Regions from separate parts of the Homo sapiens genome. Here region 2 is linked to region 1. Evidence: chromatin loops called from intact Hi-C (ENCODE). Cell type or tissue: endothelial cell of umbilical vein. All regions are shown on one strand. Each heading gives the region's core, and the rest is flanking DNA. Links, peaks and the distances in the headings are about the cores only. Region 1 overlaps CRACDL (CRACD like). Region 2 holds the start of LOC124906050 (a long non-coding RNA gene).

What was found. Peaks named below come from ENCODE experiments on the same cell type or tissue, not always from the same donor. Only the 100,000 strongest peaks of a DNase experiment are listed, where the experiment ranks them.
Region 2: a loop joins it to region 1, with 3 times the contacts of the local background. A loop is called at or near these places in 2 of 110 quality-filtered maps.

Annotation. Positions count from the first base shown.
Region 1 is chr2:98,827,787-98,838,006 of GRCh38, reverse strand. CRACDL (CRACD like) reads left to right here. Exons shown (of 10, transcript NM_207362.3): 4 at 5,010-5,145; 5 at 5,495-5,659. Among named protein-coding and RNA genes, the nearest start is that of LINC02611, 61 kb to the right of the region's middle. RefSeq lists a silencer at 567-861. In endothelial cell of umbilical vein, for the core only: no CTCF peak of the experiment used is centred there; a DNase peak (open chromatin) is centred at 4,246; H3K27ac peaks cover 1,595 bases.
Region 2 is chr2:98,695,768-98,705,987 of GRCh38, reverse strand. All of the region lies in intron 2 of MGAT4A (alpha-1,3-mannosyl-glycoprotein 4-beta-N-acetylglucosaminyltransferase A), which reads left to right. LOC124906050 (a long non-coding RNA gene) reads right to left here and starts at 10,103. Exons shown (of 3, transcript XR_007087149.1): 1 at 6,880-10,103; 2 at 3,858-4,109. In endothelial cell of umbilical vein, for the core only: no CTCF peak of the experiment used is centred there; DNase peaks (open chromatin) are centred at 2,827 and 4,497; H3K27ac peaks cover 2,924 bases.

The sequences.
Region 1 (10,220 bases), core at 2,119-6,118:
GGTTCTTCCATAGAAGTTGTGTTTTCTGTCTTTTCAAACCTAGGGATGGAGAATGCTGTGTGTGTTTAAGTCCACAATAACTGTGGGAGAGGAGGTACTATATGCCATTTTATAAACGGACAAAATAAGCCCTAGATAAAATTTAGAACTTGCCCAACATCCTACAGCTGAAAGTGACAGGATCAGGATAGGGGCCCTGGTTTAACTTGACTTAAAACTCTTTTGAGGACCTAGATGCTATATTAGAAAAATGCATTTCTCTAAAGTTGAACGTTAAGTAATCTAATCAGAATATTTTCACTTGATGGGGGTGGGGAGGGGGCGCTCCTTGCTATCTTAGAAAAAAAATCATCCAAAAATATCATAAAGAACAGACCCAATAAGCACAAAAAACTGGGGAGGTCTAGTAAAGAAATCCTTATTTTTGTAACTTGTGTTTCATTAAAATATAGTTACAGTACATATGCTGCAGTTATTCTAGCAGTTATTCCTGTGACTAAGAGGAAACGAAACAGATTTGTTGCTATGCTAGCTTTTACCTTTTTTTTTTTAAGACAACGCTGGCCCTTTAAGGATAGAACTCTTCAGAGAACATAATATCCCTCAGGTTTGGGGTACAGACCACGCTGAGATGGGTCCCAGGCTTGAGCATCCCAATAGTGGTGTCCTGTCCCCTCTCTTGCTCTCGCCCCTCCCCAGCCTCCTTGCCTGTTTTTTAAAGGAGTAGAAATTTTGCTGGCCACTTGGTGGCACCAGATGACTGGAAAGGAAAGATTGGAACCTTTTTTTTTTTTTTTTTTCAGTTTTGGGTTTGATTTAGGTTTTGATTGTTTTTGGTGCTAGCAGGGAATGTAATAGACTCACATTGCACCATGTGAAGTGTGGAAGGGATATACTGTGCATGCATTTTTTTTTTTTTTTTGAGACGGAGTCTCGCTCTGTCGCCCAGGCTGGAGTGCGGTGGCGCGATCTTGGCTCACTGCAAGCTGCGCCTCCCGGGTTCACGCCATCCTCCTGCCTCAGCCTCCCGAGTAGCTGGGACTACAGGCACCCGCCACCACGCCTGGCTAAATTTTTTTTGTATTTTCAGCAGAGACGGGATTTCACCGTGTTAGCCAGGATGGTCTCGATTTCCTGACCTCGCGATCCGCCCGCCTCGGCCTCCCAAAGTGCTGGGATTACAGGCGTGATCCACGGCGCCCGGCGTGCATGCATTTTTTTTAGGCGGTTCTCTGAACTCTTGGGGAACGAGATGTTATCGCGATAATATTACTAATTATTCAATGTCATCACTTTGCAAGCCCCAGGGAAACTCTAACACCCACCCCCATCCACCCCTGTCTCTTGACTGGAGCACACAGTTCTGGTGTTGGAGAGACAGGCCTGGGAGTGGCCCCTCCAACCACAGACAGGAGCCCAGCCAGAGGGGCAAGCTGGGATGAATTGTCCTGTCCGCTTGCTGATGTCCTCCCTGTCACAGGAGCCCATGGAAAGTGGAGACGGTGTGCTTTTTATCTTGATATTCCCAGCACCTTGCAGGGAGCTGGCCCTCAGTGACTGGTAACAGTTTGCTGGTTTTGATGCTAGGCAAGGAAGATTGGGAATGGAGCATGATGAGGCCTGGGAAGTGCAAATGACATTTTTAGAGAGCAGCACAGAGGAAGAGGCAAGTACTGCTTGGCCTGTGGGAGAGTCTGCGGCAACTTCTCATCCATCACTGTGGGGAAAACAGCTCCATTTACTAAGGCACATTAGTGCGAGCAAACCACATGGGACCCTGTGGGTTGAATAAAGTGACGCCCATTTATCGTGTCTGTGTCTGTGCGGTTGTGCTTCTTAAGTCTGTTAATCTATAACGATTTCCTTTTGCCCTCTCCCTTTGTTTCACGTCATTGATCTGAAGGAAGAGCAGGGCCATGTGTCCTGCAGAATGTCCCATATTCTGGCTTTGCTTTCTCTTGGTGTGACTCAACTCTTTCCTATATTCTCCCAATTCCCGGTACATCATTCGATGGATCCAGATTCTGTCAGGTTCAAGCAGGTGCTGGTTGTTGTCACATCCCATGATGAGTCACCTGCTTTCTGAGCAGTGGGTTCAGGGTGTGTCACTGTCGTCCCTCCACCAACCTTCACCTGACAGTTTTAACACCTGGTGATGATCTGTTATTTTGTCACAAAGTGGTGGTTTTTCTAATTCTATCATTCACTGTACACTTGCTAACTGAAATTCTTTGATGAAGAACTTTCCTTCATCAATTGCTTGGTTGCTCCGAAATACAATTTGTAAAGTCAGGATCATGCTTGGCTCTCCTTTTATTGATCCACCCTCAGAGTAATGACGTGGCCCCCTAGCAACTCCTGACAGTGGCCAGTGGGTTTTGTTTTTTTCTTTTTTTTTCCAAATATCATTGGGAATGCATTACTTTTTATATATTTGATTTGCTTTAATCCATGACAGTCTTTATTCATTTTAATGCTCAAGTTGTTCCATCTTAGGCTGTTGAGAGTCACTTGAAATTCGCTCCGTCTTTTGACATGACCCCATTCATCTTTGATGGCTTCCTTACTTTCTTGTCCAATGAGAAATCTCAGGTTTATTTGGTATATTTTCTTCCCCTGACCTGGAATCAGCACTTTCTTGACAGGACCCTGGCTCCCTCCTTGTGGTGTGAAATGGCTTTTAAAGACCTCAGTCCAGCTGCCAGGGGCGATGATTACTAATTGGCTGTCACTGATTCTAAACCTTTCCAGTGGATATAGCTAGGAAATGGTTTATTTTTCAAGAGAAAAATTAACCATTAATTTGCTGATATTTCCAATTCAAGTTTAATAAAACAACATTTTTACTTCTTTAATTCTTTGTATTCTCTTTTCTCTTACACTTGAAACCAGGGCTCCTTATGATATTAACAAAATGACTTATTTTCTTTAACCTATCATATATTTATAATAATTTCCTTATCCCTTCCCTATATGGAAGTTAAAAATATTATAAATACTTTTCTGCACACTGTCTTATAATCAGTGTTATTGCTAATAAAACTACAGAGTGCAATTTCATATTTTTGGTTTTTTAATTATTATTACTACTAATAAGATTAGTGAGTGCAATTTGATATCTTTGGTTTTCTTGTTGTTGTTCCTAGAATGTATTCTATCTTGGATGTGGAGTCAAAGTCACTTGAAATTATTATATTCTCTGTGTGGTCATGCCAACAATCTGATATAAAATTAGATTTATTTGTTTGTGTTTGTTTTCTAGTTTTAGAGATTGTTTTATTTCTCTTTTTGTTTGGTTTCATCTTTTAATTATATAAAACGTTTGCATAGTTTCAAAGACAAAGTTGTCAATGTAGGTATCTTTGCACTATGTCTCCTCATCTAGTTATTTCTTTCCCCCAAAGAAAACCACTTTTATTTATTTGTTATTTATTCTTCTATTTTCATTTTTTTAAAATATAAGAAACACACACACATGTTCAGATAATATCCAGGCCCCCCTTTCCCATGCAGTGCTGACATGCTGTGAACATTGTTCTGCAGTGGTTGTTATTTATTGCACTTAGTAGTATCTGGTGATGCCTGCATGCAGCGTGTAGAGACCTTCCTGCCCATCAGACCAGCTGTGGAGTCCTCCATTGTATGACATTCATGGTTGATTCAGTTAGATGCCTACTGAGGGGCACTAGGTGTTTCCCATCTTTCACTCTTTTGAATATTGCTGTAGTGAATGGCCTTGCACATGTGCCATTTTGTGTTTTTGCAGAGGCCTCTTTATGCTGCCTCCACTCCTCATTACATCCAAAGCGGAGGTGCTTGGGTGGTGGTTGTGGTTCCCAGAGAGTGTGGGCCATGGGCTGTCCACTGGGGGAGGGATATCCAAGTGTGTGTGTGACCTTTGGGTTAAGAGCTGCCCTTGGCAGGGAGGTCCTGATTCCTTCAGTTGGCGTAGTTCCCTCCCTGGCATGTGAGGACACACACATCCTGGGAGCCATGGGTTCCCACTTGCAAGCTTACTGTTGCAGGCGTGAGAGTTTAATTAGAAGGAAGCATTATTAGCCAACACAGTTTGATCTACAGTTGGACAGGGCCACACCTCAGAGTCCTTAATGCCCCACAGTGGACAGGATGCCCAGGGTAGGGGAGTGGCAGGAGGGAAGTGGGTGGGGTGGTGCACACAAGATGTCCAGTGTGTGCAGAGGCAGGCTTTCCTTCCTTCATCATCAGATCTCAGTCATCTCCTTCCACCTATTGTTCAGGCAGCCAGTGCTGCTAGGAAAACTTGACAGCTAATTCCCACATCCTTTTAGGACATTTTGTGAATGTCCTGGGGGTTCAGTCCCAGATCAGATTCTTGAGTTCAGAGCTGAGGAAAGGACTGGGATGGCGATGACAGAAGGCCACCATCTCTGCTCCAGGATCTAGGCAGGCACAGAGGTTTTGGTCACACAGATGGTGCCAGGTCATAAAAAGAGGCCATGGCTTTGCAGATTTGCAGTTCTCATTTCAAACCACCCACGGATGTATGTCTTGGTCTGTGTGAGGTGTGTGTGAGGATGCGTTCATCAAGCAGGCCCTCAGCCTGCTGCACACACAGCCTTCAGCCCACGGAGGGCCTGCATGTTTGCCCACAAGGCGTGACCTCACCCTCCCTGGGGCAGCCGGGACAGGCCTCCTCAGAAGCTGGCCGTGCCAGCCCCTCCCCTCTGCAGGCTTGCTGTCTTGCACCTCACACCTTATCAAACCTTGGTTTTTTCATTAATACAAAAATAATTCACACAACCTTTAGATCTCCTAGGAAAATTCCTATCTCTGCAATGCTCCAAATAGTTGACTGGCATTTGACAGCGTGTGGATGAACTGAAGTCAGGGACCACTGAAATGTAAATGCAGCAGAGGGAGTGTTGTTTGATGTTCTGTTCACTCACATCCCTCTTTCTCATTCTGAGCCCCCCAGGGGTCAGTAAGATGGAGGTGGGCAGAGTCTCACAGTGGCTCTTTTATCCTAGGGAGTCGAGGGGCACGCTGGGCAGCCGGGCCCTTTCTCACGACAGTATTTTCATTCCTGAGTCCGGACAGGACGCTACTCGGCCTGTGCGGGTGTTTTCCCAAGAAAATGTGTGTGATCGGATTAAAGCTCTGCAGGTAAATGTTTCCTTGGTCATGTCGCCTGGTGTGCAAGTCAAATATCCATCAAGAAGTTTTTAAATGATTTCTGCTTGGTTTATTTGATATGCTGTAAAGTAGAATCACATGTACATGACAGCTCCCCCAGGACACACCAAATGAGCTGCAGTGGGATCTCGACTCATTCTTAGATGAACAAAGAAGAGATGGCAGTGGAAGAGCTGGTGGCAGATGCACGTTCAGTTCAGTTCTCTGCACCACACCAAGATACTGAAGGCATTTCCAGCATGAATGAATTAGAGCAGGAGGATTTGTTGATAAATATCATTGATGAAAATAAGAGCACATGTTCTTTATTCCAATCTAGTTAAAAATACAGTGTAATGTGAAAATGGGGCCACCACCTCCTCCAGGGGGGCTTCCTGCCAAGCGGGGAGAGGATGCCGGCATGAGCTCTGAGGACGACGGGCTGCCCAGGAGCCCCCCAGAGATGTCTCTGCTGCACGACGTGGGTCCTGGTACCACCATAAAGGCAAGTGCGGCCTGTACCACTGCATGTCTTCATCCACACCTGCCCTGGAGGGTGCTGGAGCTCTGAGATCCCCTGTGTGTGCCCCTAAGATCTCCAGGCTGTGCATGGTGTGGCCAACTGGGTCACTGGAGCCTACAATCAGCCCTTGAGCTGTGTTTATTTTCATTCTTTGAGTAGAAATTCAGGTCTGGTTAGGAGACGTGGTTTTGGTGACTTTTTTTAATGAGGGTGATAGGTTGATAGAATCAACCCAGAATCAACCCTGTCCCTTGACTTTCCTGTCTGAGCAGATGACCAGACCCAGAACCCCATTAGAAGTAGGGAAACACGTTGTATCTGTTTTCCGTTGCCATGACATTTGGCCGGTGGGAGGGGGAAGTAGTGAGCATGTGATAGTTGAGGCTCTGATGGTCTCCGGTGCCTGAGTTTGTGACCTTGAGGTGGTGTTGGCCTAGGGGTAGTAATGTGCTGTATTGCTGGCAAACAGGGCAGCAGGGAAAGGTTGACAAGCAAGAGAGGAACTGATGACCTCAGCAGGGTGGAGGAACCAGTCCCAAACACCACCTTCTCCATTAGAATCCAAGAGGGGGGCCCCGAGGAACTCGGAAAAGAGCACGAGCTCTTTCTCGTGCATAAACAACATAGCTCGCGATGCTGCCACATTTTAAATTCTTTATGTTATTGTGGTAAGAACACTTAATGCCCATACACTGTACTTGCACATAAATGTTAAAAATAGGTGGTCATCCTTCCCATGTAGACAAGCCTGACTGTGGAGGATGGATAGAGTTGGAGTTATCTGTTATGCTGACATTTGAAAAACAAATAAAGGCCAGAGTTTATTTTTTATAGCCACACACCTTCCCCTGTCACCTCTGGCCTGCTCGAGGGGCCATTCACAGTGAAGGGGGAGCTTCGTTGCGACTCACTGCCTTGCAGATTCTGTGCTTCTCTGAATTGTGTTCAGAAGCCACTTCAGTGTGGACACCTATACACCCTGCCACACCAAATTTTTGTGTGTAGTTGTGAGTTCCCCGAACGTCACTGATGAAAAAGGCAAAAGGACTGTGGTGTGGCTGAGTGTGTGGGGTGGGGACTGACATGAAGCCGGCTAGAGAATTATTCTCTCCAGAATTCTGCTCTGGGGCGAAGCTGTCCCTGCTCATTCCAGGAGCAGGGTCTGAGGACAGTGGGCTACCCAGGCCTGCTCTCCAGCCTCGAGCAGAAGGGAGAAAGGATGAGGAGGATGGGGTGGCCTATTTCATAGACTTCACCGAGCCAACCCTGTACCCCTTTTAACACCTCCAAATACTCCTGTGTGCAGTTTCAGCGTCCCCCTCTCAGGAGCAGATGTGACTTAGTGTATTTCTGAGCTATGCAGTAGGAAGAGGTCTGTCATGAGCTGCCTCTTTCCTCATCATAGATGGACTCCCCCTCCTCCCATCCCACAGGTCTCTGACTCTCACAGCATCCCAGTTCTCTGCCTTTAGCCAGGACGGGCAGTAAGAGGAGAGGTAGTTTCTAACCCATCCATTGAAGAGCAAGCCTATCTCCAAACCCATGTGACACTATGAGGCACAAATTCCACAGCTGGCTCGGCTGGGCCAGCCTGACTTTATCTCTCACAGCACAACCACCTCCTGTGGTTGGTCCTTTATTTAAAAAAAAAAAGTTCTGAGATTTTATCAATTATTGGGTAATATGGACAATCTACCAGCTTCATAGGAAACCAAAATTTGGGCTTTTAAGACTTAAAAACAGAAAGGTAATCTTTAGTGTCTTCATCGTTTTGAAGACACAATGATTGCATTTTGAGGCCTGAAAGTTTTTATGCATAATTGGTTGATTAAGAGGGAAAAACAACACACCCTTTAAAATGGGCTTGTAGAATATGTGGTATTTGATGTAATAGTGCCTTAAGCCCCAAAAGTATGGGCTGCAGACTGTTTATACCTTACACTGACCCACAGGCTTACACACAGGCCCACATAGACAGAAAACTTTAAGATTATTGTGGAAAAAAGAGTCTTTAGTACCAAGTATTTGATGTTATAACCAAGGTGACATTTCCTGATAGAATAAGTTTTTCAGGAAATATATGGAATAATTTTTCAAATTTTATCACCAAGTGTGATAACAACTGATGAAAGTTTACCTGGTGGTTTTTAAGATAAAATGATGTCTAACTGGTCATATTCTAGTTGTCCTGCTATGAAGCAGGACATGCCAGGTAGAGTGTGATAAACTGGCAAGGCCAATGAGTCATTTTGCTCCTTGGTGATGCGGGAAGGGAAGATGGGGAGGGAACACAGATCTGGTGGCAAATGAACAAATACATGCCCCACAGCTCCGGAGGGAGGCCTCAGGCAGGCTTATCACCTCTTAGAATCTGTGTCCTGAGAGGGTTTTGGCTCAGAGGGTTTTGGGGGGATGAGATGAGATTGGGTAGATCAGCACCTCTCCTTCCCAGCAGGACCAGCGGCTTCTTTTCACCCCTCGAACAGCCAGGCCCCCCTGCTTCCTGTCCAGTGGTCCTTCCTGCATGCACTGCCCCCAGCCCACTCCTCAGCGGCTGAGCCCCTCTTTTTGAGGACACACATCCTAAAGCACCTGTCACTCAGGGCCGCCCATGAAAAGCTTCTGACCCCAGCTGTTTCCTTTGGGTCCTTTGAGCTGCCTTCCCTGCAACAGAGAGACACATGCTAGACTTTTAAATCCTCTGCTTTCAGAATCATCCAGAATCACAGATTTTAGGAAAAATTGGGTGACTGGAAGCAAGCCATGCAGAGCTGAATGTTCTGGATGCTGCCAGCCCTCCCATGAAGCCAGCTTCCCAGCCCTCACCTCCTCCCCATGGGCCCCAAACCACCTCACGTAGTTACATCACTGATCAACAACAGACACAATTCTCCTTGGTCATGAAGATGAGGGTCTTTCTGGACCCCAAGATCTCTCAGAGCAACAGTGGAAACAGAAGTGAGAGTTCTGAGGCCAGAGGAGTTGAGTTCCCTAGTTAGGGAGAGCTTGTACCTGGGGCACAGGTCAGGGAAGTTAAGCTCCATGCCAAGGTCCCCTAACCAGGGGCCACAGTGGGCCTGAGCCCAAGACATCTGCCCAAGCAGGACAGACGCAGGGCGGCCCACAGGGAGGAGGTCCTGCTGTGCATCCTTCAGAGCCTTCAGGGTATTGGGCTTTATTCTATAAAGAGGAGTGGTCAGGGGTATTATTGTCACAGGCACCGTGATCATTCTTACTGCACTTGCAAAGCAGCTGATCTTGTCTATTCTCATGAGTCCTAGGCAGTGAGATTTTCTTTTTAACCAAATGTTTATACATTGTTCCTCTAGACAAGGGTAAATATTACAGATTCTGTATGCTTATTTTTAAATGTACACATCCTGTTTGTGACCTTTAAGGAAGACTCTCTGGGAAAGGTATCGATTTCCCAATCTAAGGTGACTTCCTGAGTTGTCAGTGACCACAGTGAGAGCCAAAGCCACAGGCACAGATGTACTTGTTGCCAGGAGACTTGCGGCTTATTTTTAACATAATTTTTATTGCTTTATTCCCGTAAGTACCTGAGTAGCTAAAAGAGAATTCAAATAGATTATGTCCACTTTTAGCCCCCTTTCCCCCATTTTAGTAATTATCTCCTCCTTGTTTACACAGATAAACTTACACTTTTATTGGAAAATAGGAGAGACCTTCACATGAACAAGAAGAGGTTGTTCCTCCCGTATCGAAGCCCATCTCACCAGTACGATCATCCTTATGGTTCCCTGTCCGGGTTAGCAAAGGCTGCTGGGCACCTGCTCTGTGTGGGGGTCCCAGGGTTATTAGAAAAGAAACAGCGGATGTGCCCATGACCCTAGGAGTTCGCCACTGGGGACGGCACTGGTGTGTTGTCTCATTGCCTCATTCACTGTTTTCATGAGGGCTTACTGAATTGTTGTGTGAATAAAACTCTATTCTTAAGTTAAATGGAAACTTGACACTAATATTGCACACCGTGCTCGAATAGAAGGCTTGCTTGAAGATCACAGAGTTATACGAAAAGCCTGTCACCTCCTAGAGTCTCCCTGTGCACCTCGCCCCTCATCTGGGCTGCATGTGCTCACAGGCGCTCCGAGTTTCATCCCAACTTGTGTCTGCAGGGGAGCCCACTTCGACCTCACTCAGTGGTGGAGCTGGCCAAGTTCGGGGGCAGGGATCTGCGGGTATTGCCTTCATTCTTTCACATGACTGCCAGCATCCCTTTGTCCCAGGTGACATGTTTGCCATTTGCTATCAGTTCTTCCGTGCTGAAGTATAAATGAGTAAAATACCTGTAACTTAACAGATGGCAATGTCCAGCCAGATTTCTTCAAAAGGATACATGAGCACACAGAGACCTTCTAGGTTGAACCAACAGGGCTCCAGTGATGGAATACTGGGCAGTGGGCTTTGCACTTCCTGCGCCCCAGCCTCTAAAGTCACACCTCTGAACCTTCCCCTCAGCTTCCAGAGACAGGACCAGGTGACTGTGCCCTTGGACAAATCAGGCTGGTGTGTTTTGAGAGAG
Region 2 (10,220 bases), core at 2,150-6,149, 130 kb after region 1:
TTGTTAGTTGATTTTCTTTTTTTTTTTTTTTTTTTTTTTGAGACGGAGTCTCGCTCTGTCGCCCAGGTCGGACTGCGGACTGCAGTGGCGCAATCTCGGCTCACTGCAAGCTCCGCTTCCCGGGTTCACGCCATTCTCCTGCCTCAGCCCCCGAGTAGCTGGGACTACAGGCGCCCGCCACCGCGCCCGGCTAATTTTTTGTATTTTTAGTAGAGACGGGGTTTCACCTTGTTAGCCAGGATGGTCTCGATCTCCTGACCTCATGATCCACCTGCCTCGGCCTCCCAAAGTGCTGGGATTACAGGCGTGAGCCACCGCGCCCGGCCTGTTAGTTGATTTTCATTAAGTTCGGACTACTCCACAATCACCTAATCAATTGTTCCACTATAGATACTTTTAAAATGGACAATATTAATTTCCTCTGTAGCTAGGGTGATCATATGATTTACTGTCCAGAGCAGGGCACTTGAGAGTAAAGGGAGTACTGTTGACAGTCATGCTGGGGTAACAGTTGTAAATTGGAACCGTCCTAGGCAAAGATAGCATGCAGTCACCCTGTTCATGAAGTGAGAGGCGGTGGTAGAGAATGACTGGCCATGATCAGGTGGAACAAGGAACCTGAATGCTGCTGCTGAACTCGTTTAGGCATGCTGGTGAATGAAGCTCCCTGCGATCTAGAACCATCATTTAAGATCATTATGACCTCTGTACCTGACAGAGTCCACGATCCAATGAATTAATCACACCTGTGAAACCTGCACAGCATTGCAATCCGTGCTTAAAATGGGGAGAGGGCAAGCATTTCCGGAGGTGGTGGCAGGCATTTGCTGGGGCAGTAATGAAAGGTAATCTTTCAGTGTGCTGATTAAGATCTAGAAGCTCAATAAACCCTCTTCTCAGGGGAGCTTCTTGGAATCAAGGTAAGTAACTTGGGTTTCCTTATCGGAAAGCTAGGGTTAATGATAAGGTAGAAATGCAGCACTCCAGATGTCCTCCTGTCACCTGCCTTAAGGGATGTTTGTTCCCAATGTCAGTTGCGCCTCTGGTGTACTCTCCAGAAGCATGTTTGCTCAGCTGTGGAGGAGTAATTGAACATTGACCTTATTGGTCTCAGCACATAAACTACTGCAATAACAAATTTGATCTTGAGGGAAATTTGCTAATCCTAGTTACAGGATATTAGTGGTTTATTGGCATAGTACTTTTTTTTTTTTAATTGAGGCAGGATCTGGCTCTGTTGCCCAGGCTATAGTGCAGTGGTGTGATCATGGTTCACTGCAACCTCTGCCTCCTGGGCTCAAGCCATCCTCCCACCTTAGCCTCCCAAGTAGCTGGGACTATACAGGTATGTGCCACCATGCCTGGCTAATTTTTTCTTTTTTAAGACGGGGTCTCACTCTGTCCCAAGCTGGAGGACCGTGGTATGATCACTGCTCACTGCAGCCTCGGGCTCCTGAGCTCAAGCAGTCCTCCCACTTCAGCTTCCCAAGTAGCTGGGACCACAGAGCATGCCACCGCACCCTGCTAAGTTTTGTATTTTTTGGAGGGTAGAGATGGGGCCATGCTATGTTGCCCAGGCTAAATGGCTAATTTTTGTAGTGTTTGTAGATATAGGGTTTTGCCATGTTGCTCAGACTGGTCTCAAACTCCTGAGTTCAAGCAATCCACCTGCCTTGGCCTCCCAAAGTGCTGGGATTACAGATGTAAGCGACTGCTTACATAGAGCTTTTACACTTTTTACATAGGCCGGCATAGTGCTTTTGATCTGAAGTAGCTTTCTTCGTATTGCTGCTTTTTCTCTCTTCAGCTCAGTTATTTATTCATTCACCTAGTGTTTATTGAGCGTGTACTAGGTGGTGATCCACTAGGCACTGGCGATTTCATGGTAAACAAGATAGGTAATGTCCTTGCCATACAGACCCTACTTACAGAGATGTTAAGTTGGAGGATGTTACACAGTCGTAGTTGAGCAACTAGGCAGACTGAGTTATTTCAGAGAGGGATGAATACTGACAACCAAACAAGCTAAGGCGATGACAAGTGACTGAGGTGGGAATGACGGCTGTTTAGATGCGAGTGGTCACAGAATGCCTCTCTGAGGAGGTGACAGTTGAACTGAGACCTAAATAATAAGAAGCCAGAGAGTTGGAGTGAAGAGGGGTCCTGGCAGTATCACAGCAAGTACAAAAGTCCTGAGGCCAGATGAGTGTGGCACATTAGGAGAGTGTAAAAGGAAGCTAGTGTGGCTAAAGCACTGTTAGGGGTAGGGAGTGTTGGGGGTGTGGTGGGAGATAAAGTTGGAAAAGCAAGCAGGGGCCAGGTCACACTGGATATGGAGGCCACAGGGACATCTTTGGATTTTATTCCTCAGTGGGAAGCTTTATGCCGAGGGTGTACCACAGTCTGATTGACATTTTTCAGAGATTCCTCTGCCTTTAAGGAGGTGTTCTTTATCCAGTTGAGGAAGTTCCCCTCTGTTCCTAGTTTGTAGAAAGTCATTACTTTTTCATATATTTTTTTCTACTACTTTTTCTCTATTTCCTTCTGTGAACGCTTGGGGGTATCCTATACTCTGGGGCCTCTCTGTTCAGTCTGTTCAGTTTGTTCAGTTTTCCTCAATCTTTTTTCTCTCTGTTCTTCAGACTCGATAATTTCTATTAATCTAACATCAAGTTCACTGATTCTTCTGTTCTTCTGCCATCTGAAATCTGCTGCTGAGCCTCTCTAGTGAATTTTAATTTTAGTTGCTCTAACAACTAAATTCCATTTTGTTTTATATTTCCTGTCTCTTCGTTTTCTCTATTCATTGAGTCAGTTTCCTCACATGGTCCTTTAGTTCTTTAAACTTGGCTTCATTAGTTCTTTTAACTTATTTATAGTAACTGTTTCGAAGTCTTCATCTGCTAAACCCAGCATCTGGGAATACTCAGAGACCACTTCCACTGACTGCCAGAATTTTATTTTTCCCCCGAGTATGAGTCCTGGTTTCTTTTTCCTTTGCTGTCTTGTGAATTTTTGTTGACCACCATATATTTTAGGTAATATATTGATGCAGTTCTGGATTCTTTACATTTTAACTCAAGTGGATGGTGATTGTTTTATTTGCTATTTGTTTAAGTAACTGGACTGGACTAAATCTCAAGTCTGTCTCTCCGGCTGTATCTGACTCTGGATGTCTCTGTACTTCCGTTTTGATTAGTTCTTATTTTTAAGCCTGGTTTCCTAGAGAGGTTGCCCCTGTGTCTGCATAGCATAGTGTTCAGTAAAGATTGGTCAGTGCTTGTAGTCAAACACCTCGAGCCGGTAGGGCTCCCTTCTCTGCTCAGGACCTGTTGGACTGTGGAGCACACGGTACTGCAAGCTGTTTGCGAGTGCGCCCCAGCTGTACTTTGCCCTGGTCTCCTTTTACAGCTCCTCTGTGTGTGTGCATGCATGGGCTCTAATGACCAGGTGTGCATGGGTGGTGTGGGCCTGCACTGCTGTCTGCTGTGCATGCTCAGAGCCTCCAGTCCACCTGGGATGTGTGAAGAGCTTTATAAGCCCCCTACAGCCATCTCATTTTCAAGGCCTCCCTATTAAGTCTCCAGCTGGTGTGCCAGTCCATTGCTTGTCCCAGATAGAACAGCAGCCTCATGGCAGCAGGCCTCTGGCCCTCCGTGCTGCTTGCCTGCCTCTGGGCTTGCTGCTCTCACTGACAACACTGCAAATCCAATGAGTCCCTGCCAGCAGTGGCAGTGAGTTTGCTAGTTTTCAAGGCCTGCCCCACGCCTGTTAAACTTCTGAATTGACAGAGCTGAGGGCAGGGCAGATGAGGGCAGCTCTTGGCAGGAAAAGTCACAGACTTGTGCTGTTCTCACCTGGAGTCCAGTGGGTTTCATGAATAAACACTTCTCAGTTTGTTGAATGTCTTGCTTGCTTTCCAGAGCACCAACTAGGTTGTTTTTGACTCTTGACCAGCTTTATAGTTGCTTTGTGGGAAGAGGATTTGTGAGCCTTCTCACTCTGTTATGCTAGAAGTTAGACATCCCCTGGGAAGTTCTCGAACGTGCCCCTAGGTAATTCTGATTGGCAGCCAGGGTTAGGCACCAGCACACCTGGGACTCTTTGAGCTGTAAATATACACATACAACATCAGGGCATAAGAAAGTTTTTGCCATATTGACTTTCTAAAAAGAAGAGTCTTGAATGTTTCAGGTGTTATAAATAAGGACCTAATTTTAAAACAGGACCTAACTAGGGTCTAGAATGTAGACCTAGCCTCTGCCAAATTGGTCAGCAGCCTTTCTTGCTGATATGTTAAAGTTTGCCGATTTAGACCTTGCACTTGGCATGGTATTATTTTATTTTATGTTCAGCTTAGTTGGCTAGCATCCATTTCCTGAAACAGACTCCTAATCTAATTTTTCCAGGTTGGAAAGCTTCTTAAGCAGTACATGTGCTGTGCTCAGAGGTTGTCTGGAATCTGTTTGAGGTATTCTTAACTCTGAAAGGATATTATTCATGGCCGACATATGAGAGGGGACTACACTGAGAACATTGGGTTATTACAGAACATTAACTGATTTTTTTGTGCTGCTTCAGAAACATTACTAATCAGGTTTTGGGGATGTGAGTAATTGTCCAGTTCTAGACCCATTGTGCAATGGATACAGTGGATAAAGTTGCACTGGACTCTGAAACCAGTAGTGGACAAGAATAGCATAAAAAAGAGACTAATAGATCAGCCTTACCTAATAGGATGAAATCTTAAATAAAATACCAATGAACTAAATCTTTAGAGCAGTGTTAAACATTTTTGGTATATTTTCTTTCATTTTTTCTGGATTAGTGGTTCTGAGCATGTGATCCAAGGACCTGTGGGGATCTCTAGACCCTTTCAGGAGGTTCATGAAGTGAAGACCATTTTTATAATAGCCTTTTCCACTCTCATAAGAAATAGCAGAAGCAGATGAGAACTCAGCTGTATTCTATTCAGCTGAATTAAAGAGATGTGAGCAAATGTCACTCTTTTCACTAATTTTTTTAAGAAAACAATTATTTTTAATAAAATGCATTATTTATGCTAACATGTAATAGATTGTTTTTTTTTTTTTTTTGAGACAGAGTCTTACTCTTGTTCCCCAGACTGGAGTGTAGTGGCGCGATCTCGGCTCACTGCAACCTCCGCCTCCCGGGTTCAAGCGATTCTCCTGCCTCAGCCTCCTGAGTAGCTGGGATTACAGGTGCCCGCCACCACGGCTGGCTAATTTTTGTACTTTTAGTAGAGATGGGGTTTTGCCATGTTAGCCAGGCTGGTCTCAAACTGCTGACCTCAGGTAATCCACCTCCCTTGGCCTTCCAAAGTGCTGGGATTACACGCATGAGCCACCGCGCCCAGCCAACATGTAATAGACTTTTAAATGAATTTTAAATACATCTTTAAAAAGTTAATTGGTTTTGATTTGCAATATGGTAAATGTTGATTGATATAATTCACATAAACAAAAGGTCTTTGGGGTTGTCTAATTTTGAAGACAGTGTAAAGGGGTTCTGAGACCTACCTTATAGATAGATAGATAGACAGATAATGCAATATATACTAATATAATATAGAGTATATACTAATATGATATCATATATAGTAAATACTCATATGGTATTTATAGTATATATGAATATATTATATATAGTATATATTATATATATAGTCAACTAAAGGAAAAAATCAAGCTTTTAAAGAATTAAAGTTAATTTTACTCAGAAGTCTTGCTAAGGACTATAGCCCGAGGCTGGCAGCCTGGGAGTGGTCCTTTGGAGAGGTCTTGTGAGATGGCCCCTGCACAGTGTTCCAGCCACTGCTTATATGCAGGTAGTGCAGGACCATTCCAGGTAAAATCATATCGCACTTGCTCAGAAAGTTCCATAAAAGCGGAATCATGAGGTTTGGGTATGAGAGGATATCTGGTTATAGCTTGCAGAAGCATACTCACTAACCCCGTCAGATGTTATCTCACGTGCAGAAAAAGGCAAGGACGGGTCACGTATCCTATAAGAAACATCGTGACTCAGGCAAGAGATGTGGTGGGCCATGTGCTCTACCCTATTTTGTCTTCAAAACATTCTTCCAGGGAGCATTTTGTCACATACTCGGGGTTCAAGCGGAAATGGCAAACATGGCTTCCTATGTTTGCTAATTTGTCTCACAGTACTACATATGTGTCTCCCTCAAAAAATGGGATTGGCCTCATACTGTGCATATTGTATAATGTACATTTTTTGCTTAATATCACAAATGTTTCCCATACCATGAATTGTAGTGGGTCCATAATATTCCATTTTACAATTACCATAATTAGCTTAATCTTATAAGTAATGGTATAACAAATTTTATGCATATTATTGATCAATTTTTAAATACATTTTTTTAGTTTAAGAGGATTTGCCTCTTGTTACTTATTGCTTGGCATTCTGTAAGGCAATGGCATTTAGGGGGAAAAAAAAAAGACTAAAATATGATTCCTGCTGTGCAGAAAAGAGTTAACATGGCAAATCTGAGACTGCTAATTATCAGAAAGCCTGGCTTGAAAGGCTGGTCCTCGGCTGGCCTCTGGGAACTTGGCTGATAAACCCTGATAATAACCTTTCCCTATATGAGAAGAGTGGCTCAGTGTGCCTAAACTATTTGTACAAGTTGTGTGGTTATGCTGAACACCTGGTTTCCTTATTGGAGTCTGAAATTTTGGTATGTACTAGGCAGCGGGTGCCTATGTGACCAGCCCGCAGTAATAGCCTTTGACATTGAGTCTCCAATGAGCTTTCGTGGTAGACAACACAACACATTGCACGTGTTGTCAGCACTCGCTACTGTGGGAAGGAAGTGTGTCCTGAGTCACTGCATACCTGGTTTCTTCCAAACTTCTCTCCGTGTGTCTTTTCCCTGTGCTGCAACTCAATGGTGAGTCCTGTGAGTCCTTCAAGTGAATCACTGAACCTGGGGATAGTCTTAGGAACTCCTGACAAACCTGCTGTTAAGGAACTCATAGCTGAGGAGGGAAAAAGAGATAAGTATGTAATTATAGTACAGTTTGTGTTGATATAAAATAGTGTAGTTAACAAGATAAAAAGGAGCTAAAGAGAGGATAGAGGTCAGAGAAAACTTCACAGGAAGACAATGAAAGAGTATTTTGAAGGATGCATGGAATTTTTTCCAGTAAAGAAAGAGAAGGTGGATCTGGTAGGCAGACAGCATGAACGTAGAGCAATGAAACTCATAGTAAGTGGGCTTGGAGCACTCCAAGCAGCTTGGTAATACTGAAGCAAGAAAGATCCTGGGCAACGTGAGGAGATCATGTTGGAGAGTTAAGTAGGTAGTCATTGAAGGGTTTCCATTTAGAAATGTAAGGTACAGAGGATAATGAAGGGGAAAATGAAAAGGCATGGGTAACAGTTTCGTGTTCCTGGTCAGGAGATGAATAAAAGGAGCGTTGATACTGGGATCTGTGTAAAGAAGAGAGGATTAATGAGCATTAATGTAAGCAAATGTGAGGAGATTTCAGAGCATATTTATTTATTTTTAATTAATTTTATTTTTTGAGACGGAGTCTTGCTCTGTTGCCCAGGCTGCAGTGCAGTGATGCAATCTCAGCTCACTGCAACCTCTGCCACCTGGGTTCAAGTGATTTTTTTCTGCCTCAGCCTCCCAAGTAGCTGGGATTACAGGTGCACATCACCACACCTGGCTAATTTCTGTATTTTTAGTAGAGACGGGTTTTCACCGTGTTGGCCAGGCTGGTCTTGAAACTCTTGGCCTCAAATGATCTGCCTCTCTTAGCCTCCCAAAGTGCTGGAATTTTTTTATAGGCATGAGCCACCACACCCAGCCAGCTTATCACTACTTCTGGTTCTTCTGCACTTGAATCATCAAATGCAAATATCAGTTTTTGAAAACTGACAGCTAACAATTTTGAAAAGAGAATGGCCATCTTTTCAGTTGTAAAACATTTTATTAGGTTTATAAACAGCAATTAGAATGATCAAGTCAATGAAAAATTTTTTAACATTCGCTCTCTTTCTAATCACTTTTGTGTGTACATCAACCTTTAGCATTTGTCTTCTTATGAACCCATCCAGTTAATCTTGTTGTATGAATACACAGTAGACAAAAGAGTACTGTTACACATCCTCTTAGTAAGGCAGTGTTCTGGGCTCCTCTGACAAACGTTGTGGTGAAGTCCTTTCAGTTGAATGACCCACTGGATGAACATGCCCTATTTTCTTTTTGCCCTTAATAATAATTATTTGTTCGTTGGTTCTTTTCTGCTTTGCTTTTTCAAAAACCTATTTAAAAATAATTGTAGAACTAAAGGAAGCTGCAAAGACAGAGAGATACAGTGCAAACTTCACCCATCTTTCCCTGACAGTTACTTCTTGGGATAACTTATGTGTATATAATGTACAATATCAAAATCAGGAAATTGACATTGGTATTATGAGTGTGGATAGTTCTGTGTCCTTTTATCATGTCTAGATTCTTGTAACCACCACTATAGAACAATTCTATCACCACAAAGATCTCCCCTGTGGTGTCGATAGTCACACCAACCCCTGCATCCCCCATCATCCCTAACCCCTGGGAACCTAGTCTATTATCCTTCACTATAACTTTGTCATTTTGGAAATGTTATTATAAATGGAGTCATACAGTGTGTGAGAGATTGGAATTTTTTATTCTGCGTGACGCCCATGAGGCCTATCCAAGTTGCTGGGTGTTTGAGTAGTTTGCTTTGTTACCTTGCTGAGGAGGATTCCATGGCATGGGTGCCAACCTTTTATATGGCATTTAATGGGATCATCTTCTAAAATCTAGTCTCTCTTTTAATTGGTGTATTTAGACTATTTATATTACTTTTAGTTTTAAAATGTCCACTTTATTCCATGTAACACTTCACCAGAGATCATTTACATCTGAGGAAGAGATGGCCCATGAAATTGATCTATAGTAAAATACTCTAAGAAATGCAGTCCAATTCTGTACATTTCCAGGCACCCCTAAAAAAGTGGATCACAATGCAGAAATATAGGCATTGTTACTACAATTTACATAAGATAAAAGGGAGATATCAATAAACCTTAGAAAGTAATAAATTCACCCGTTTCTTAATGTATGGGTATGCAGTTGTTACAAAGCCATAGTAAATGGTTTATAAAATGAGATTTTATTTTGTGTTCCTCTGCTGTTTCATAGGGGATAGCATTTTTACAAGGCTCTTTTGGGACTACAGCCAGTGATTAGCAGCACATAACAGTGGTCCACCCCTAAAGAACAATCACTAGACAGGCTGGATACCCTCTGTCACATGTGCACAAATCTGCATGGAAAAGGACTAAACTTTTAGACTTGGACTTGGGTACTTATTTCCCCTTTCTAGTGTATTAAGAGATGACATGCGCTTTAATTTGCCAAAAGCAATGCTTGTATTCTGGCAGCAACATGCTACTTCTATTACATAGTAAAGTGAATACCAGAACTGCAAAGGCAGGAGGTGTAAGTGAATTTGTATTGGGAAGAGACGTCAACTTAGACAGCAGCAAATGAAGAGTGAATAGGAAAACTGCCTGTTGCCACAGACGTACATGACCTCTACAATATGTGATATAAGAGGCATTTCAAATTTATGGCCTCCAGCCCAGAGATGGCAAGTGCTTTTCCATTCAGTCTAATACTTCTGCGTTCCTACTAAAAAGGAATATATTAAGAGCATAGAAAAGTTCCTTACTGAAAGGAAATCTCAAAGAGCAAGGGAGGGAATGTAGAAATTAGGAAGTTGGCTGGGTGTGGTGGCTCCTGTCTGTAATTCCAGCACTTTGGTAGGCTGAGTTGTGCAGATCACCTGAGGTCAGGAGTTCGAGACCAGCTTGGGCAACAAAGTGAGACCCCCATCTCTACAAAAAATAGAAAAATTAGGCAGGCATGGTGGTGCATGCCTGTAATCCCAGCTACTTGGGAGGCTGAGGTGGGAGGAGAATCTCTTGAGCCTGGGAGGCGGAGGTTGCAGTGAGCTGAGATTGTGCCACTGGACTCCAGCCTGGGCAACAGAGCCAGATCCTGTCTCAAAAAAAAAAAAAAAAAAGAAGTTCTGTGGAACACTCTTTAAATTGTAATTAACTACATTTTCATATATTTACAGTAATACAAAACACAGTCACTTGCAGACCTGGTTAAGATTAAATACCAGATACAA